Regions from separate parts of the Homo sapiens genome. Here region 2 is linked to region 1. Evidence: read pairs that join two places in POLR2A ChIA-PET (ENCODE). Cell type or tissue: Panc1. All regions are shown on one strand. Each heading gives the region's core, and the rest is flanking DNA. Links, peaks and the distances in the headings are about the cores only.

The links. Peaks named below come from ENCODE experiments on the same cell type or tissue, not always from the same donor. Only the 100,000 strongest peaks of a DNase experiment are listed, where the experiment ranks them.
Region 2: POLR2A ChIA-PET joins it to region 1 with 14 read pairs; 2 of 35 experiments call an interaction of 5 or more read pairs at or near these places.

What each region holds. Positions count from the first base shown.
Region 1 is chr11:128,068,426-128,076,498 of GRCh38, reverse strand. No RefSeq gene overlaps it. Among named protein-coding and RNA genes, the nearest start is that of LINC02725, 23 kb to the left of the region's middle. In Panc1, for the core only: no CTCF peak of the experiment used is centred there; no DNase peak of the experiment used is centred there.
Region 2 is chr11:128,680,865-128,688,937 of GRCh38, reverse strand. It overlaps LOC101929538 (a long non-coding RNA gene), which reads left to right and starts at 2,016. Exons shown (of 2, transcript NR_135072.1): 1 at 2,016-2,711; 2 at 6,479-7,698. It also overlaps a transcript of FLI1 not described here. RefSeq lists a silencer at 1,754-1,953 and an enhancer at 2,711-2,850. In Panc1, for the core only: no CTCF peak of the experiment used is centred there; no DNase peak of the experiment used is centred there; H3K4me3 peaks cover 938 bases; H3K27me3 peaks cover 2,663 bases.

The DNA of each region.
Region 1 (8,073 bases), core at 1,109-6,108:
TCCAACAACGATAGACTGGATTAAGGAAATGTGGCACATATACACCACAGAATACTATGCAGCCATAAAAAATGATGAGTTCATGTCCTTTGTAGGGACATGGATGAAACTGGAAACCATCATTCTCAGCAAACTATCGCAAGGACAAAAAACCAAACACCGCATGTTCTCACTCATAGGTGGGAATTGAACAATGAGAACACATGGACACAGGAAGGGGAACATCACACTCCGGAGCCTGTTGTGGGGTGGGGGGAGGGGGGAGGGAATAGCATTAGGAGATATACCTAATGCTAAATGACGAGTTAATGGGTGCAGCACACCAACGTGGCACATGTATACATATGTAACAAACCTGCACATTGTGCGCATGTACCCTAGAACTTAAAGTATAATAATAATAAAATTTAAAAAAAGAAAAAAGAAAAAAAAGAAAATATTTTATTTCTCCTTTGCTTATGAATCTTAATTTGGTGGATATGAAATTCTTGGTTGGAATTTCTTTAAGAATACTGAAAAGAAGTCCTTAATATTCTAACTTATATTATCTTATTGGTCAATTAATTATTAAGAGAGTTGTTAAAATATTTACCCTGTTTGCAAGTTTGTAAATTTCTTCTAAAAAATACTTTTTTACTTTATATATTTTGAGGCTGTTTTATTATATGCACACAAAATTTAGGTACTAGTAAATATACTGGTAAATCAAACTCTTAAAAAAATTAGTTAGTGGTTGTCTTTAGATCACTAAATTATTTGCTTAAAGTGTAAGACTATTATTAAATTCTATTATTAAATGGTATTGCATTATATTTTTAAAGTAAATATATCTGATACTTATTCTTCTATTCTCTTCTTTACAACCTTTATGTGTTCTTATATTTCAGAATAATTTCTTTTAGGCAGCACATAGTGAGATTGGTTTAAACAAGTTCAATATTCTGTCTTTTAACTAGAAAGTTTAATCTGTTCATAATTGCTATAATTGTATGTTTTATGTGTGTATGTTGTGTGTTTGTGAAATATTTCTAAATATTTTTTTCTCTATAGCCCTCATTTCATATTTCTTTTCTGTCTTTGAAAGTATTTATTGAATTTTTATATTCTGTTTTGCCCCTCTACTGTTTGATAAGCCACATACTAGTTCCATTCTTTAAGGAATTTCTACATATATGCGAACATAATATGCTAATTTATTATTTTTTCTTATATCTCAAAACATGCTTTAAGATCATTTTCTTCTACCTGAAGCATATCTTGCGAAAGTTACTTACTTGTGAGTCATTTGTGTCAACTCTGTTGTTTTTTGTTTTAATATAAATGTCTTTATTCTACTGTCTTTATTCAATGATTAGTTGAGATTCTCTCAGAACACTGAAAGCATAATTTTCCTGCTTTTACCACACTTGTTATTAAGAAGTCAGGGCTGAGTCTGTTCTTTCTTTATAGACAATCTATCTTTTTAAGCTGGGAGATTTTAATATCTTCTTTTCATTTTTTGTGTTTTGAAATTTTACCAGATTTATTGTCTTTTTTATCCTTCTTAGGATTCATTGAGCATCCCAAAGCTCAGGGCTTGTTTTTGTTTTTGTTTTTATTTTCCATCTTTTCTAGACATTTTTAATCCTTTTCTCATCAAATATGTTTTTCTGTCATAGAAAAACTTCACCTTTGATCAACTATTTGATAGTGCTTCTCATCATTTCCTCCGTCTCCTTATTTAATCTTTCCTATCTCATATCTCTTGATCTCTGTACAAAATTGTGATACTTTCTCTAGATCTATTTTATACTTCACCAACTGTTTCAGAATTACCATAGAATCTACTATTTAAATAATCTATTGATTTATAAAATTTTAATAATAAAATTTATCTTTTCTATAATCTTTTTAGTTATTTTCAAAGCTATCATTCCTTATTCATGTTTTCAATGCCCAGTCTAATTATTTAAACTATTTATTATTTACATTTTATATATGTATATTCTAATAAACAAGACTCTTGGGGGTAAAATTATGCTGTTTATTATTTCTGCTATCAAGTATGGTGGCTTGTTTCCTTTGGTTTGAGATTTGCGATTCGGAAGCCTTTCTTTGACTTAATGTCCTCTGTGAGTTATAATTCAAGTTCAGCCTCACCACCAATGAGAGCTCAGCCTGGCTGGTTTCCTTTATTAATCACTTGTGAAATAAGGATATAAAGAAGGTAAAGCTTTATTTATTTTATTTCAGAGGCAACGGTAGAGTTTGTTCCTCTATTGTTTCATAAGCCATGCACTAGTTCCATTCTTTGAGTAGTTTCTAAATATATGCATATTTTACTAAAAGTATAAGGTCAATTAATGTCTCTGAACTATAAGTTAACATATTAACTATTCTTATTATTATAACTTAGCAATTATTCTTTTTCTAATCTTTTAGAGCTATTATGTTTTATAACTCAAATTAGATATTATTGTTACTATATTGTAATCCAGTTGATTATTTATATCTCAAAACCTTAAGATTGTTTTCTATTACCTGAAACACATCTTTCAGTAATTAGTTTCAAATTCTAGTCCTATAATACCAAAGTATATTTCCCCCTTGAGCATGCTTTTAAGATTATAAATTTATGTTGCTACTGGGACCAAAAGGCTGCCTCGTTTTTCATATGTGGTGCATTTGTCTTTTTTTCTGACCTTCCAGAGGCAGCTGCATGAAAAGTGTCAGTACCATTGCTTTTTGCTACGAGTAGAAATGACACTAGCTGTAATTAAATCCCTATCATTTTAGAAATGGACAATCCTAAATTGCCACTTTTGTTTTCCTAAGCAAGAGTTTCCTTCTATGAGTGTCTTGCTTCACTATCATATTTAAATGTGTCTGTGTTTTCCATTGCCCGTTTACTCAAGCCACTATCTGCTCTTCCTTGGATTATGACAGAAGCCTCTTAACTGATGTCTTCATTCCTCTCAGATCTTTTCAGATCTGTTCTTATTATAACAAGTGCAAAAACTCAGGTACCAAATCAGTTCTTACAGAATTCAATTTTTATTTAAAAGAAAACCAAAACGAAGGAGAGTCTGAAGGATTGACAGGATATTTATTTAGCTATACAGTATTGTCAGTCTAAAAGGAAGGTACTGGGACAGGAAGAAGAGAAAAAAAAAGAAAGAAAAAACAAGATGGACGTGAATGAGATGGAAGGAGAAGAGGAGTATGGGTTGCAAGATGGAGGATGAGAAGATAAAAGGGCAACTGAAGGTGCTGTGGAGAAAACACTGTCCGTTTTTACCAATTTTTCTTTTGGGCAGGCCACATGAACTGACCTCAGTAATGGAGTGGAAATCACAGGGCGAAAGAGAGGAAAAGAGGAATGTCTTTCTTGCTCTTCAAAAGCTCAGGTATAATAAATCCTATGCAACGTAACAGTAGATCCCATTAGACCTTCTTGGGCACAGGCTAATGGGGTTTGGACAGGGTCCAGTGGCAATCCACAAACCTGCAAACCTCCCAGGCTGTGCTGTTTGCTTGAGTGTGAGCTGTTTGCAAGAGGGCAGGGGTATGTCTGGAATAGTTGAGCTGTTGTTTGGGGGCTGGACTGGCTTCTACTCAGGAAATGTTGGGAGAAAAACAGGTGAGAAAAAGTAAGAAGAGGAAATATACATGTATTGCCTAAAAGAAGAAACAGGACTAAGGACCTGACTAAATCTTACTCCCTCTATGACAAATTCCATTTCCAAGAAATACATGACTATCAGAACCTACTAGGGTAAACAAGTGTAAAATAAAATATTCTGTCACACTTAGCTGTCATTCCCAACAGTCTAGACTAGGAGAGTGTCCAGATGAGGGATAAGAACATAGATGTGGGGAAAAGAAAGAATAAAGTAGAAAGATAAATTCATTCTTCTGTATCTCCAAGTCACTCTCTTCTAACTGCAAGTGGTGCAATAAAGACTTTCAATGCACCTCAGCCCAATGCAGTACATATTTATCAAACTGAGCATTATTCCTAATATTACCTAAAGGTAAATCAACAGAAGCATAGCGAGTCCCCTGAACAAAACGGGTGTGTGTGAGTGTGTGTATTTGGGGGAATAGCTCATCCAACATTCATCTCCCTTCCTTTTCCTTAAGCTTGCAATTAATGTAAATCATGCCTTACCTGAATGAGAGACATTTTACAGTTGCACTGCTTGGGTTCCAAATCCTGACTCGGAGGCACTGAGAGGTTAACTAGCACAACTGGCAAGTACATTTTCCTCTGTGTGAAATGTGAGAATTTAGTTTGTAAATATAAGTGCTTAGAACAATTACTGGCACATTATAAAATGTTTGCTATAATGATCACATCTCCACTAAATCAAGTAAAATCTACTTCCAAGTTCTCATTCACCAAAGTTCTTAAGATGTGCAATACAAATGTTTTGGTAGCTCCTTCTTCCTCCCACATTAGAACAAAGACTCTGAGATTATGCAGTCCAGGTGAGAATGAGCAAGGAGGCCCATGATTGTAATTATTAAGCACACAGAGGTGCTGGCTCTAATACGAATTTACTACGTGGATCCTTCCTACAGCTCTCAAGAATGTGATACCTAGTGCCCATCCTCCACAAGCTCCAGAGAACCATAGACAATCTGAGGTCCAGGTACTGCCTGGCACAGTGTGCAAAGGAAGTACATGTCTTTTCCACATTACATTCCAAAGACTGTCCCTTTCTAATGAGAAAGATATCACCTTTGACAAGTTCTCCCTTCATCTCACAGTACAAGTTTCTATCCCTTTGCCTTCTGGGAGCATCCATCTTAATACTTTTCATAGGCCTAGGATTAAATCAACAAGGTTCTGTTAACTCCCCCATGAGTTTATGAAAAGCACAGTCCTCAACAGCCCACAGTTGTTATTCTGTTGAGATATTTATGTGTATATCTTCAGTCCATAGCAGCAAAATGTCACTACTTATTAATCTTAATGCCACTAAAAGTGGGAAAACTAAATAATATTTTACTCCAGATGACATCGCAAAGAGTAAATGGAAATATTGTTGCCAAAATATCATTCGTTTGTTTGAGGACTGATGTGACACAAAGGTAATGGGAACCCAAGTGCTGCCCTTACAGAAAGGGGAGTCCAACTTGGAAGTGACAAGCTTTAAACACAGGAGGCCTGCCTTAGTACAATGGCATGCAAATCTACCGCAGTTTAGAAAGACCCACGGTGACCCATGTTACTTTCATCAATCATATCTATTCAATCCCTGTTCTGCTCTACTTTCCAAATTGCCTTTTGATCAGATTTGTGGGCAAAGCTCAATACTTGAGTGGTATTTTCTTTCTTAGTGTTTGTCTCCAAAGTCTGTATTAATAGAAAATGAAGCAACAGACAACAATGCCTGGAAATGCAGGTGTCTCCATTTTAATAGGAGGCATCTGAGCAAAATCTCTGTGAAAGAACTGCCTGACTTGCTTCCAGGCCATTGTGAATATTTTGGTGGGAAAGCCTGCTTTGAATTAGGGACGGAAACATGCATATTCTTATATCCCCTCTCCTGACACCTGCCTAGGATTCACTGAGAGAGAATTACTAAGAAAGGAGTGATGGCCAAAGACCATGCAGGCTTTGTTGCTGTGGTAAAGTGGTCTTTTCTGTCTGCTCCAGATGTGGGCAAGAAAATACAAAGAAGTTTAAGAAGATTTAGTTTAAATAGAACTGGATTGATTCCAAAAGGCTTAATGTTTGCACAAGAGAATCCCAAATCAGATCTAAAACATAATCACTGCTTGAGTTCTTAGCCTTCCTATTAGCTATTAGATTCTGCTAATTATACTCTAAAGTGTGAGGAGTGTTTGCTTTGTTTCTTGAATCAAAGCACCAGTCTTTCCTAAAATGCATTGCCAACTTATAGCCATTTTCAAACTATTCAAGTGAGTCGATGGAATCTCTCTCCAGAGACAGTATTGCAAAGTGGTTGTGAACATAACCTTTGGGCTAGAAAGAGCTGAATTTGACTAAGAAATCTCTACTGACTTTGCGTAAATTATTGAACTCCCCATTGCCTCAAAAGTGAGGATGAGAAGTGTATCCTAAGAACTAAATGTTATAAGGGATAAAAAGTGCCTAGTATAGAGCCTGGTACATGTTGAAGTACTGTAGGATGATCATCATTATCTATGTGTTGTTGCTTAATTCTAGTAAATATATGATAAGTATTTGATATAGTACATACATGATCCATTCTGAATTGCTAGACTGATCCCTCAGCCAGGAAATGAAGGCATGAAGCCTTTATTTATTTATGTCTACTATAGTCAGTTACACAGCTAGAATTTTGTATCGCAAACCCCTTTGAAAATATAATTAAAGCCATTGATTCCCTTCCCCCCAAAGAAAAAATACAAGTTATAAAAACAGTACCAAGGTACAACAATGCTCTTAGCAGCACTATTCACAATAAGCAAAGGGTAGAAACAACCCAAATGTTCATTGCCAGATGCATGGATACATGAAATGTAAATATATACAATGGAATCAAAAATCATTCCATTAAAGGAAGGAAATTCTGACACATGCCACAACATTGATGAACCCAGAAGGCATTATGCTGCGTGAAACAACCAGACACCAGAAGACAAACACTGTATGGTTTCACTTACATAATGTACCTAGAGTAGTCAAATTCTTAGAGATAGAAGTAGAATGGCTGCCAAGAGCTAGGGCAGCAGGAAATTTGGGATTATTGTCTAATCAGTACAGAATTTCGTTTGAAATGCTAAAAATATCCTGGAGATGTATAATCATCATGATTCCATAATAATATGAATGGGCTAAATGCCACTGAGCTGTGTACTTAAAATGATAGAAATGGAAAATTTTATGTTAGGTGTATTTTTCCACATTAAAAAAAATAGTGCCAGAGATTTCTGGTTTAGGAAGTTTAGAAGAAGGCTTATGTTTTTTGATTTCGTTTTTTTAAATCAGCTTTATTGAGGTATTTTTACACACCATAAAATTTACCCGTTTTGAGAGAACAATTAGGTCAGTTTTAGTAAATTTATAGTTATACAATTATCCCATGATATGGTTTGGCTCTGTCCCCACCCAAATCTCATCTCGAATTCCCACGTGTTGTGGGAGGGACCTGGGTAATTGAATCATGGGTTCAGGTCTTTCCTGTGCTGTTCTCATGATAGTGAATAAGTCTCATGAGACCTGCTGATTATATAAGGGGGAGTTTCCCTGCACAAGCTCCCTTCTTTTGTCTGTCACCATGTGATAAGTGCCTTTCACCTTCTGCCATGATTGTGAGGCTTCCCCAGCCACGTGGAACTGTAAGTCCAATTAAACCTCTTTCTTTTGTAAATTGCCCAGTCTTGGGTATGTCTTTATCAGCAGCCTGAAAACAGACTAATACAGCAAATTGGTACCAGTAGGGTGGTGTGCTGCTGAAAAGATACCCAAAAATGTGGAAGCAACTTTGCAACTGGGTAACAGGCAGAGGTTGGAACAGTTTAGAGGGCTCGGAAGACAGAAAAATGTGGGAAAATTTGGAGCTACCTAGAGACTTGTTGAATGGCTTTGACCAAAATGCTGATAATGATATGGACAATGAAATCTAGGCTGAGGTTGTCTCAGATGGAGATGAGGAACTTGTTGGGAACTGGAGCAAAGGTGACTTATGTTTTAGCAAAGAGACTGTTGGCATTTTTCTCCTGCTCTAGAGATTTGTGGAACTTTGAACTTGAGAGAGATGATTTAGAGTATCTGGTGGAAGAAATTTCGAAACAACAAAGAACTCAAGAGGTGACTTGGGTGCTGTTAAAGACCTTCCGTTTTATAAGGGAAGCAGAGCATAAAAGTTCAAAAAATTGCATCCTGACAATGTGATAGAAAAGAAAACCCCATCTTATGAGGATAAATTCAAGCCAGTTGCAGAAATTTCCTTAAGTGACGAGAAGCCGAATGTTAATCACCAAGACAATGGGGAAAGTGTCTCCAGGGCATGTCAGAGGTCTTTACAGCAGCCCCTCCCATCATAGGCCCAGAGGCCTCAGAGAAAATGGCTTCATGGGCCAGGCCCAGAGTCCCTG
Region 2 (8,073 bases), core at 1,927-6,926, 610 kb before region 1:
TTCTCGCCTGCAGAATGGACTACCTCCTAAGATTGTTGTTAATATTAAATGAGCTAATACAGACACAACGCTTAGAGCAGCGGCTGGCGAAGGTAAGATCTGAGAGGTAGCTATGAATGTCGTTGCGGTTATCCATCAACTACTGCATGTCAGTGTCTCCAAGTGTCACCCTCTTCCCTCTCTCCCTTTCCCTTGTTCTTCCCTGCCCCTTTCCTACCTAAAGCGCTCTTATGTGGGCAATTACCTCCTTTACCTCTCTGTGGGACCCCTCAGAGCCCAGACCACTGTTCAGATCGTGACCCCGGTGGAGCCGGCACCCTTGGCCCCTAGGGGCCAGGCTGGGCTCCTCCCTCATGGGGCCTGGGCGCCTGGGCCTGCGGTGTTTGTCAACAACTCCTGAGCCGGGTGCCTGCCGGACAACGGCAGGGGCTTGGCAGCCTGCAACTGTTTGTGCCCCTCTGGCAAATGTTCGATGGAGGGAGCCGGTGGAACAGACTCAAGATTGTCCCTGCCACGCAGACCTTTCGCCGCCATCAATGCACCCCTTTGTGCAACAATACAAACTTTGTGGCTGCTGAAAAATCCATTTTTCCACCTTGAAAAGAGCTCCTGCAGCGAGCAGCTTCTCTGGCGGCCCACAGCTCCCAGACTGCCGTCTCCTCGCCTCCGCTTTGTCCCTGACCCGTGGCCTGAGTCGGGTTCCGGGGCTCCCACGTGCCCCTCTAGGGCTCCTCATCCCTGAGGTCCTGGGTCCCGGGGTGTGTATGGACTCGAGGGTTCCTATGAGTGGGAGAGAGACTGCAGCTCCCCTCCCCGGGGCCATTTACAATCCTCAGTGCAGAGCTAGAAGTGAGAGCTCCTCTTGCCGGGCTCGGGTACTCCGAGTGGTGGGAGTACCCGAGTACTCTTCCTAAACTTCTCAGGAAAACTGGGGACAGCGAATCCGTGCGCGCCTTAGTCTAACCTTAAAGTATGCTCTGTAACCTCCTGGGAGTCATTTTGCTATCCATCCATTCACTGGTTATTGCTACATGAATTACACTGTATTTCATTCATTCATTCACTCACTCAGGCATTGTCAATGAAACACCCCTTTTTGGGCCAAGCCTCTAGGATTAGGCCTTCCCTTCCTGAAATGACGAGTGACTGCTTCACACGGGAAGATGCGTCCGTGTGACAAGTTTTCCTTTAGAGAGATCTGAGGAGGGTTGGACGCATAATTGGCAATCCTTGGACAGGACCCGAGAGTCTGCATCCCATCACACAGGGCCAGGGACTGCCCTGGCATTTGCCCGACACTCGAGGGAGCTCAGCTGGGCCTCACTGACCGGTCTGGGGAGCACTTGGAGGCGGGGCTTCAGGATGGGGAGGGCGGGGCAGAGATCTGGGAAAAGTATGCGGGTGTTTGCAGCACTGCGGAGAGTCCTTCCTCCTCCGCTCTCGGACTGACTCAGATGGTCCTAAGCTTTGGGTCCCTACTCGGAGGGCGTCAGGTCGCGGCTGCATGGCGTGAGGGGACCCAGTCACCGCCCCTCCCATGAGCAGGGCCTCCTGGTGCGCACTCCCCGCCCCACCCAGCCAGCGGATTTTCATTTAACTTGTAACCCAGGTGTCCCAGCTTCAGTTTGTTTACATTCTTGGAAACTGTTGTGGAAAAGAAAAAAAAAAACCAAAACCCTTCGATGTGCTGTCAAATATAGCAATCTGCGCTTCCGAAGGGCGGGCGGGGCCAAAGAAGGTGGGCTCGAGGACTGAGCGCGTGTCTCACCTGTAGGAGAAGCGCGTGGCGCCCGCATACCCGCACACAACCCCACATACACACGCCCACATGCAAACAGGCGCACGCATGCACACATGCACAGACGCGCTCACACACAAGCGCGCGCACGCGCTTAATGCAGGGAACACGCTGTGCGCCAGCCGCTCAGAGCACCCCACCCGTTGGGACCTGACGCGGCGAGCTGCTCGGTCTTCCTGCACAGGCTTCGCCAGGCTCTCCTGCTCCAAGTTTCCCAAACACTAGCCGCCAGGAGCGTTGCTTCTCAACCTAGGATTCCCGAGGGTCTGTGCCACTCTCATCTGGCCAGGAGCGCCCTAGCTTGAGATCCACGAGCCGAGAGTAGGGCCCACTTCCACCCCTACCCCTTTTTCCCGGGGAAAGGGAAAAGGGACCATAGGCCCGGGTGGGGTAGAAGCTGGGGGTCATCACCTGTTTAAAGACGCTGCCATGTCTTACCTTGATGTAAGACGACGTGTCGGGGACTGTCTGAAACATCGTGGGTAGCTAAGGGTCGGGAACGCCCAAGAACCAGCCTGGGAGGGAGAAGCCTCGGTTACCCGCGAGTGGAGCGAGGGAGAGACGGTGGGATGGTGATGAAGTGGGGATGCAGATGGAGAGACTGTAGGGGTTTGGGAAGCTCAGATCCGCCTAGTCCGGCGAGGGAGGGTCCGAGTGGTTGGGTGTTGAGCACTCTCCCTACGCCTCAGTCCCGTCCCCGGGCTTCAGGCCAGGGGACGGTGAGAACTGAGAGCCACCTCACACCATTGGGTCTCCTCCCTACAGTCCTTTTACTCTCCCCTGCCCGAAATCAGACTGCCGCCTCCCCCAGGGCCTGGGCAGTTTCGAACTGGGGATGCCCGCAGCTTGTTCTGGAAACCAGGATGTTCTAGTTCTTGGTGCGTGTTGAGGAGAGAACGCGACCAGGACAGAGGTAGGACTCCCCTTTCTTGCAGGCTGAGGAGCAGAAGCTTACAGAGCTGCCAACACTCGCCCCTCAGTGCACAGACCTGCTTGACTTCCTCACCACCCTTTCTCTGCCAGCATCCAGCTGCGCTGCTCTTCCCTGCTGGTGGCCCGGGGACGGAGGAAGACTAACGCAAGGTTAGGGAGGTCTGTGGAGGCCCCTTAGAAAATAGGTTTTTGGGAAGAGACTGCTACAATGACTGTCAGGTCCTCATTTTTAGTGGCAGGAGAGTCTTACTTAGGTCTGATAATTTGGGCTGGAAGGCGCAAAAGCCACCCTAGGTTGCCAGGTGCCTCTGCGTGAGTGGGTCTCTCCCTGACTTAGCCCAGTCTGGCGGCCGTATCTCTCCTCTTCCTTTCCTTCCTTCTCTTAACCATCTTTAACGTGGCGGCTCACAGCTTCTCTGGCAGCCAATGTGTTTCTGATAAAGCACTTTTCTCCCCACTAACAAATTCCAGCTTTTTTTTTTTTTTTTTTTTTTTTTTGGCTCCTCAAGCCACAAGAGAACACACACTAGTGCAGGGACAAGGTATATTCCTCGGGCCCAGAGATTCCCTTCGCCGCCTCCGCCCAGGCGCACTTTCTTCAGTCTCTCCCCCAACCCCAGCGACCCCACCGGTCCCCTACATTTTTTTTTTTGAAAGTCGAAGTGTAATTTACAAGAAAACAGAGAGGAAAGAAGGAGAAAAAAGAAAGCCGGAGAAAGGAGAAGACCCCAAAGTCCCACATTTCCCGACTGCAACCAGAACAAGCAGCGAGACACACTGAGGCGCCCCGACCCTGCATCGCCCCCAGAGGATCGGACGCAAGTGGGCACTCACCTTAGGCACCCTTTCCTGCTAAGCCCGCAGGAGCGGAACTCCGGGCAGCTCCAGGATGTGTTAGTTCTTGGTGCCTATCCTGTGTGCCCAGAGCTCCCAGAACCCAGCCAGTGAGGAGTTAAACCTGCTGCGTGCCTGGAGTCAAAGTTTGCCTCTCTCTAGGGCCTGCCCACAAGCAGCCTCAGCTCAGGCGCATCCTGGGGGGCTGCAGGAGCCGCTGTGCAGGAGCTATGCGTGCACTGAAGCTTTCCCCTTCGCTGCCTCCCGCCAGCTCTCTGGGTCCCACTCCCTCTTCCTTTCTCTTTCCCTTTCTTGTAATTTGATTTCCGCTTTCTTATCAATATTCCAACTGCTGTCTGATGAATTATTCTTACAGGACAGCCACCAGTTTGCCCCCAGCTGCTTTTCTAGAAACCACTCGGTGTTACTAGGAAACTTTAAAGAACGCTAGAAATCATGAACGCATATCATAAATAAAGACATACAACTAAGCGAAGCCAAAAGAAGACATGCAGACCCAGGCTTCTTTGAGCTGATTATTTATTCTTTGAAAGTTCCAAATTATCGATATGCAAGTAATCATTCCTCAAACTTGATATCGGTGAAGTTATCTTTTACTTTTTGAGCCCTTATGTTTTTCTTTCGTAAGGGTTACTCCTTCCCCTTATTGAGTCCTATTGCGCCCGCCCTCCCAACCACCACCGAGAATACACCTCTTCTTGATCCACTTTTTCTAGGCAGTATCTATAAGAGCAAAGTGGATTGCAAATGCCATAGAAATAGCCATATTATGAGGTTTTAATTTAAAAAACCTCAAACATTTAAAAGCATTCTTGTTAAGGAGTTGTTTCTGGGTTGTCAAATTTGTGTTTTCTTAAAATTTGGAACGTTGCTCATTCTTTCACTCGAATGGGGCTCAGATTTCTGAGTCAATGCTCATATGGGCCCTTTCCACTGCCCAATCCCAGGGCCATTACCCACAAAATAGAATCTGCATTGCTGAGTTGGTTGTGCTTTGGGGTGGGCGGCACCCCACCCCTCACTCTCCTCTGTGGATCTCTGGCAACAGGGAGTTGTTCACAGTTGTTTCTAACCTGGGTGTGGGGGGGGGGGCAGGGTGGCAGGGGAGAGGTGACAGGTAAGGATGGAGATGGGAGTATGTCAGTTAGCAAAAGCAAACCCCACAGCTTCCTGCACCACTCTGAGTTGGCTTCTGTTTCTCAAGCGTTCTCTTCCTTCCTTCTTGGGTACCCAGATCCCTGACTGCTTTGCTCTGGAACCTTCGAGAAAATTTATTTAGTACCTGCTCCCCCTACCCCCTTCCCCAATTGGCTCTGGACATTTCTGACCAAAAGGCAATTAGTAGGATTCCATTTCAGGAGAAAACACACCTATCATCCAGATCTCCCCACGTGGGGGGTATGAGGGCTGGCGGCAGGGTTATTCGTTATTTCCTTCTCAACAATATCCCGATTTTTCTCTCCCATCCCTCCCCCAGAGTTCCACATATTGAAACATTTTGCTGCTTAATAAGAGCAGCCGGGAGAGCAATGAGGTGAAAGGCCAGCCTGGGACTGTGACTGGGGCTGCCTGGGCTGGGCACAGAGGGCTGGGCTGCCCCCCGCCCCACATTCCTGACCATTGCTTAGGAAAACAAGACAGGGGGCCTGGGGAGGGGGGGGGCCTGAAGGACTAGAGCCACTGCCCCAGATTTTTGTTCTTGGGATTCTTGGGGAGATCATCTTCCCTCCCAAAGGAACAAGCATGCTATTCCAAACAACTGCAAATAAAACAGTAGATGCTCCTATATCAGATAATGCATCCTACCCTGATGTCATGCATTTTGAAGATAGATTATCTTTAGGAAACCTGGAGACTTGAAAATGAAGGCTTCAGCTGTATTAGAGAAAGTGAGGACTAAACAAATTGTCGAATATCTCACCATCCTCAGTTTTTCCCCTTCTTCCCTCCCTCCCTCCCTCCCTCCTTTTCTTCTTCCCTCCTTCCCTCCTTCCCTCCTTCTTTCCTTCCTTCCTTCCTTCTTTTCCTGAGAGAGATTTCTAAGAGATCACTTGGGTACATCCTTCTAGATTTGAAGCTCTTCCTTCTTCACATTTTCACAGTTGTTATTGCATCCTTATTTGTAGATGTATCTGTTTAATGTTTGTCTCCTTCCAATACCTTGTAAGCTCCCTGAAAGCAAAAGTTGAGCTTGTTTTGTTCACAGCTAGACACCCAACGTTCACACTGATATCCTTAGGCAGAGAAGTGGAACAACTATTAAGCTACCTCCCTTCTGTCTAACCAATAACTCATAACAGAAATATAAAACAAACAAAACAAAAGTGTCACATTGTTATTAAGGAAAAACTGACAGGAAAGTTTTACCTGAGTGATACTGATTCATTTTCTGCTTTGCAGGGAGGGTTACATAAAATCAGTGCTCATGGGTCTGCTTCATTTGTGCATAAATGGTTTAACTAGAGAGATCATGCCCCTTCCAAGCACCCTGGGAGATGGTCACAGATGGAGAGGCCAGTGTCCTAGGCTTTGTACGAAACTCATGTGTGTGTGTGTGTGTGTGTATGTGTGTGTGTGTGTCCTATTTCCCATTCTTCCTGTGATTTTAGAAGCCAGAATGGGTGCTCATTCCAAGGGTTAGGCAAATGATCAAAATCTTGGTGGTCTTAGGAAAACAGATGAGCTGAGAATGAACTGAGGAAGAATCTGAAGTTCCTTTCAAACAGGGTTTAAGAAATGGACATACACCTGGAAGCCTGCTGTGTGTGTGTATGTGGTGGGGGGTGGTGATGGGAAGGGTTGTGACATGCTCACTGGGAAAGTGAGCCCTAGCCACCCAGTCCAGGGTCAGGGGTGGGGTGAGAGTGGAACCCAGGCTATCTTATTTTCCAGGAGGATATGGCCAACTCCCTTTGTCACCTGGAGCCTTCAATTCACCGGAAGAAAATTGCTGAAATTGGCAACAGCTGCCATGAAACAGGAGCAAGAGAGAGGCAGCTGGGGGCAGGGAGGACTCATTAAAGCCAACTTACCCCTCAAAAGGGAGAATGGGGTGGGGAGGGGGTTCTTGCCCCACAGTTATGCTCCCTCGCCAGCCTATACCAAGCTGCTTCCCTGGGCCATAGATTTGCAATGCAGAGCCTGGGTAGAAAGAGACTCTCGTGTGGAGGTTACAGCAGCAAGAGATTGGAATCCAAGAAGGGCACTCCAGTAGGAGAGCAGGAGAAGATATCTGGGCAGTGCCCCTCTGAATCATCCATGCACTCCATCATTCTGAGCAAGACAATTAGGACTTAGCTTCCTTCTTTGGCAAATGAGAGGGCTACATTATATCATCATGAAATACTTTCAAATTTGAACATGCTATACTTCTGTAAGATTATTTAGCCCGGGGAAAGGATATGAACATAAGGCAAATTAATGTTCTAGGATTAGGAACTTTGGGTTCCAGTCTTGGTTGTGCTCCTGATGACGGGCACTATGGGCTGAATTTTATCACTTCCAAATTCACAAGTTGAAGCCCTAAGCTCCAATACTTCAGAATGTGACGCTGATGGGATACAGGGCCTTAGAAAGGGTGAACAAGGTAAAATGAGATCATAGGGTGGGCCATTATCCACTATGACTGGTGTCCTTATAAGAAGAGGAGATTAGGTCACAGACATGTGCGATTACAGAGGAAAGCCCGTGTGAGCACACAGTGCAAAAGCAGCCACCGACTAGCCAAGAAGGGAGACCTCAGAAGACATCAACTTGCTGATAACTTGATCATGGACTTTCAGCCTCCAGAACTTCGAGGAAATCAATTTCTGATGCTCCAGCCACGAAATCTATGGTACTCTGTATGGCAGCTCTAGTAAACCAATACAACTGTGGAATAATATTTTGCCATGATTTGGTTTCTCCAAGTAAGTAAAAGGGAATAAACAATGGTGACTCGTTTCACTCAACCCTTCTAGAACCTACTCTGATGATCAGTATCTATTATGAACCCACAATGTGTTTTGTTTTGTTTGTTTTGCTTTGCCATGTGTGGCTTTGTGTATAAAGCAAAGCAGTGCTCCTGTCTTTATGGTTCTTTTCACTCCACATAAAATCCAAAACCACCCTGAGTTTCTGCCTCCTTTGTGGATTTTCTATTCTTTTTGCTTTTAATGATGGTGAAGGAAGAAAGCCACTTCCTGTGCTTCAAACAAGCAATTTCAGATTTTAAAGGGTAGCCAACAGGGAGTCACCCTCCTTATCTCTCATTATCTGCATCCTCTTGTAGCCCTTGACAGGCTGCAAACCTAGATTGAGCTCCCGGGCATTTCAGGGAGAGAGAAGGGGTGGGAAATCTAGTGAGCGAGATAAGTTCAGGAAATAGAGGCAGTAACTAGAGCAAGGACCATGGAAAGAATGATCAGACAGGGGTCGCTTTGGATTCCAGGATGTGTGTGACCTTCGATTCCCATCATGTACCAACACACACACACACACAGGCAGAG